Regions from separate parts of the Homo sapiens genome. Here region 2 is linked to region 1. A link is a loop called in an ENCODE intact Hi-C map of the cell type or tissue named here. Cell type or tissue: dorsolateral prefrontal cortex. All regions are shown on one strand. Each heading gives the region's core, and the rest is flanking DNA. Links, peaks and the distances in the headings are about the cores only.

Region 1 (2,820 bases), core at 132-2,631:
ACCAGCAATGTAATGGGGGGTTATTCCCCCAGATGAGGAAACCCTGAGATCATTAGAGAAAGGTCAAAAGCAAAAGGGCATGGTGACAGTGAAGGGGGAAAGGGGACATGGTGAGTAGAGGAGCTGGCAGAGGTGGAGAGGGCCCAGTGGGGAGGGACAAAGGAGCACGTTGGCATGCAAATGTGCTTGCTGAGTGGGCATGTTCCCAGCATCAGTCAGTCATGGTCTTCACAGCAGCAAATGGGTGGTCCAATTTGTTTTCTCTCCAGTCCTACCCCTTTCCTCTTGGTGGAGTCATCCAGTTGCTGGACATTACAGGAGCCCACCTTTAGGTCGACTTCAAGAACTCACAGCTAGAACAGTCTCTGTGGACTGGAGGAGCCCTTTGTGATTACATGGGGCTTAGAACTCAGCATGCCTACCACCCTTTGTTGGGATGGTTCTCTGTGGATTGGTCAAGCCTTTAGCTACATCTGATTGCTAGCAGGAGTAGAAGAGAGAGACGGGGAGGGGGGCCTCTGCGGGAAGCAGCAACAAGTTGAAATGGGAAGGTCACCGAAGTTTAAGCCCCTCCCATTCACACACCTCTTAGCTGTGTGACCTTGGATAAGTCACCACTTTTCTGAGCCTTAAAAATAACAAAAAGCTGCTATTTGAGTGCTTACCATCTTCCTGGCACTAATCTAAGCACTTTCCCCATATTACTCATTTAATCCTCAAGACAGCCCTAGGAAGAGTATTATCCTTATTTGACATCCATCAAATTGAGGTTTGTTGTAATGATCAAAGAGGTAAAAACAAGAAAGTAGTTTGTAAAGTGTGTGTGTGTGTGTGCATGTGTGTGAGATATTATTGCAGAAATCAGCACCGTCATAGCCCATCAGGGAGGAGCAGCTTTCTGGCCCCTGGCATCCCCTCAAAAAGATTCTGACAACCTCAGGAGTCACCAAGGAGGCTTCCTGGCCCTGGCCCTGACCCTGGCCTGACCACCTTCACTCTACCCACCATCCATTCACTCAAGCCACAAATATTTGAAGGCAGATCAGGGACCAGGCATTGTTCTGGGTTCTGGGACCAAAGAACAGACAGCATTTCTGCATCTGTGGAGCTTACATTTGAGGTAGAGAATCACACTACAATTTAATAAATGCACGGTCTGTAGCAAAATCTCATGCAGAGAAGTGCTCAGAGAAAAATAAAGCAGAGTTGGGGGTTTGACAGGGATGGTGAGGGAGGCCCTCTTGAGAAGATGACACGTACCCAGAGACCCGAATGAAGGGATGCAGGACCAGCAGGACAAGGCTCAGAGGTGGGTCCCAGCCCAGCTAGGCAGAGCAACCACAGGACACATGGCTGAGAAGAATGAGTGAGTGGAAAACTAAGTCAGAGCGTCAGCAGGGCCGCTGCCCACGCCTTTTGGGCTACATGAGGATGTAGGGTTTATTTTAAGCATAAGTATTTGCCTTGGAAGATTCTGGGTGACATTATCTTTTTTTTTTTTTTTTTTTAACAGAGTCTTGCTCTGTTGCCCAAGCTGGAGTGCAGTGGCACAATTTCCGCTCACTGCAACCTCCGCCTCCCAGGTTCAAGTGATTCTCCTGCCTCAGCCTCCCAAGTAGCTGGGATTACAGGCACCCGCCACCATGCCTGGCTAATTTTTGTATCTTTAGTGGAGACACGGTTTTGTCATGTTGGCCAGGCTGGTCTTGAATGCCTGACCTTATGATCTACCTGCCTCAGCCTCCCAAAGTGCTGGGATAACAGGCATAAGCCACCGCACCCAGCCTTATTATCTGATGATAGGGATGCAAAGGTGACCATATGCCCGACAGGTGATCTTTCTAAGACACTCATTTCAGCATCTCCACTCCTCACCCCTGGCCCTTCTCTAAAACCCCTTCGAGGTTCCTTATTGTGCTAATGTCTGGTATGGCCCTGCCCCCATGTCCTCTCGGTCACCCCTTCCCAAGCACCAGCCACGCCTCCAGGCTCACTGACCCCCGACCCGCTCTCTCCTCTAAGCCAGCTCGTTCTGCCTGGATACCCCTGCCCATCTAAGCCAGACACCCCCACACCCACATCCCTATCCTTGCAGCCTTTTTCTTTGGGAACTCTTTCCGGGCCACCTGGCCCATAGCAGTGGAGGGCCCTGCACTTTGCTCTCAGAGCCCCACACCGACAGCCATCAGACTGCATAGCACATGGAATAGCAATTATCTGCTCTCCCGTGAGTCTCCACCAGACCCTGCAAGCTCCTACGGCCTAGGCTGGAAATTACCCATCAGTGTGTCCCACCCCCCAGTGCTGAGCCTGACAGGCCATAGGAGGCGCTTAGCAAACACTGACTGCATTAATTACTATTAATTAATAATAGAGGATGGACCCAACCACAGCTGCCCACTCTGTCCTACTCCTACTCCATGAGGCCTCCTGGCTTTCAGGGTGGGAGTGGAGACCTGAGGAGATAATCCCCTTTGCCTGCCCCAGGGAGAGGCACAGCAGGCAGGGCCAGGCCAACCCTGAGGGGCCAGGAGCCAACTGCCAGGCTGACATGCAGAGGCAGCCAGCCGGCAGGGCTCATAAACGGCCCAGTTACATTTATAGCTGTGTTCTTATTAAGCACCAGGAGAGGAGAGATGAATCATACCCCCTCCTCCCACCCACAGCCTGGGGAGGTGGAGGCCACCAGCCGGCCTGGCCTTAAATCTCAGGAAACTTTAAAGTCACAAATGCTCAGGGCCAGCCCTGCATCACCAGGGACAGCAGAGAGGAATGCAGGCTGCTCCGGCATTCATGTCCCATGGGGTCCAGGCCAAGGGC
Region 2 (2,820 bases), core at 136-2,635, 61 kb before region 1:
TATTATTCTGGGTAAGGTGGAGAGGGGGCCATCAAGCCAGGCCATGAGGATTAATCACTCATCTTTTCTGTCAGATTTTTTCAAAGGGTCATTTTATATTCCTTCCAATGATTGTAGACTTGTAGACTAGACAACTTAAAGGCTCTTTTTACCTAAAAACATCCAACTTCTGCTAAAAGAAACTTAAGTACATCTCTTGGCTCAACCTAAGTAAGAGAAATATATAGTAATCCCACCCATCTCTCAAAATGTATTAAAACTAGGATGAGGAATAGTGGGCAAGAAGGCAATTCAACATGCAGGTGTTGGAGCGAGACACGAACACCTACTTTCACCACTGCTATTCATCATTGTACTACTAGAGCAATGAGACAAGAAAAATAAAGTCATCCAATTGGAAAGCATGAAGTAAAGCAATCTCTATTCATAGAAGATATAATCCTATATATAAAAACCCCAAAGAATCCACAAGAGCATTATAAGAGCTAATAAAAGAATTAAAAATGTTGAAGGTATAAGATCAATATGCAAAAATCAGTGGTGTTTCTATACATCTGCAATGAAGACAGGGAAATTAAGAAGGCAATACCATTCACAATAGCATCTAAAACAATAACACTTCTAGGCATAAATTTAACCAAGGAGGTGAAAGACCTCCACAGTGAACTCCAGAAAACATTGTTAAAAGAAATTAAAGAAGACATAAATAAATAAATGGAAAAGCAACCCATGCTCATGGTTAGGAAGACAATATTGTCAAATGGCCTACACTACTTGAAATGATCTTCAGATTCAATACAATCGCTATCAAAAACATCCAACAGACATCTTTTCTTTATTACTATCTTTTGGAGAAATGAAAAAGCCAATCCTCAAATTCACATGGAACTGCAAGGGACCTTGAATAGACAAAATAATATTGATGGAAAACAAAGTAGGAAGGCTAGCACTTTCCAATCTCAACACTTACTGCAAAGCTATGGTAATCAAAAGAATGTAGTACTGGTATAAGGACTGTCATATAGGCCCATGGAATAGAACTGAAAGTCCAGAAAATAAACTCATATTTCTATGGCCAATTGATTTTTTTACAAGGGTGCCAAGTCTTTTCAATACAGAAAAAAGAGTCTCTTTAACAAGTGGTGCTAGAACAACTGGATTTCCACATGCAAAAGAAAAGCTGGACCCCTATCTCATAGAATATACAAAAATTAACTCTAAGTAGATCAAGAACTTAAATGTAATAAAAATATAAAATTCTTGGAAGAAAACATAGGGAAAAATCTTGGACTTGGCAATGGATTCATGGGTATAGTACCAAAACTATAAGCAAGAGAAGAAAAAAGTAGATACATTGGACTTCATCAAAGTTAAAAATAATTGTGCATTAAAAGACATTATCAAGAAAGTGAAGACAATCTACTAAATGTAAGAAAATATTTGCATATCATTTGATAAAGGCTTGCTATCCAGAATACATAAAGAATTCCTACACTCAATAATAAAAAGACAAATGATCCAATTAAAAAATGGACAAAATATTTGAAGAGACTTTAGAGAGCATATAAAAATAACCAATAAGGACATGAAAATATGCTCAATATCACTAGTCATCAGGCAAATGCAAATTGAAACCACAGTAATATACCACTGTACACATACCACAATAGCAATAACAAAAAATAGTAGTGGAAAATAGCAAGTGTGATTGAAAATGTGGAGAAATCAGAACCCTCATGCATTGCTGGAAGGAATGTAAAGTGGTGCAAACTTTGCAGCAAACACTATACTGATTCCTCAGAAAAGCTAAACATAGAATAACCATACAATCCAACAACTTCACTACTAGGTATATATCCAAAAGATGGAAACAACCTGAGTCTATCAACAGATAAATAGATAAGCAAAATGTGGTATAAACAGGCAATGTTAATATGACTCATCTATAAAAGGAAATGAAGTTCTGGTATATATTACAACAAGGAGCAACCTTGGAAAAATTACTTTAAGTGAAATAAGCCAGACACAAAGAATAAATACTAAATGGTTCCATTTATTTGAAATATCTATAATAGGTAAATTTGTAGAGACAAAAAGTAGATCAGAGGTTGCCAAGGGCTGAGTGAAGGAGAAAATGAGAAGTCATTGCCTAATGGTAGAGAGTTTCTGTTGGGACATTGGTTATAGATAGTGATACTTGCACAACACTGTGAATGTAATTGATGCCACTAAATCATACACATAAAATGGTTAAAATCACAAATTTTAAATTTTTGCCACAGTTACTATATGTTGCCACACAAAAAAATGTAGTGATAAGTATTCCCTATGGACAGTTGCTGATATCAGTGCTTCCACTGATAGCAATATTAAACCCAAGAGCGGTGGTAAGGTAGAGAAACTGAGCCAGGGCTCCCACTTTAACCTGGGTTCTCAAAATGGTTAAATTGGTTCCAGAACAACAACATTCCCCTGGCTCCTGAAGAAGCAAATAAGTCTTCTTTGGAAAAAAGCATCTATAATTTAGGTTCCTCACATTCCCACACATCATGTGTACCCAAACATGAATTCACAAAGATTACAACTGTATAGGGAAATAAACCACTATGAGTGAGAATCAGCACAGGCAACCAACAACAAATTCAGGCTCTCAAGGGCTTCAGGTATTGGAGTTATTTATTAGAAGACAAGCTTCATAACAGCACGCATTTTTCTATTTAGTTTACTGCTGATTATCAATCTCTATAACAGTAACTGGTATATAATAGGCACTAAACAAACATTTGATGAATATTCAGACATAAAAACCAAATATGTATA

The links. Peaks named below come from ENCODE experiments on the same cell type or tissue, not always from the same donor. Only the 100,000 strongest peaks of a DNase experiment are listed, where the experiment ranks them.
Region 2: it touches region 1 in a loop (4-fold over the local background); 4 of 110 quality-filtered maps call a loop at or near these places.

The regions. Positions count from the first base shown.
Region 1 is chr17:34,754,177-34,756,996 of GRCh38, forward strand. No RefSeq gene overlaps it. Among named protein-coding and RNA genes, the nearest start is that of TMEM132E, 180 kb to the left of the region's middle. In dorsolateral prefrontal cortex, for the core only: no CTCF peak of the experiment used is centred there; a DNase peak (open chromatin) is centred at 1,405.
Region 2 is chr17:34,693,358-34,696,177 of GRCh38, forward strand. No RefSeq gene overlaps it. Among named protein-coding and RNA genes, the nearest start is that of TMEM132E, 120 kb to the left of the region's middle. In dorsolateral prefrontal cortex, for the core only: no CTCF peak of the experiment used is centred there; no DNase peak of the experiment used is centred there.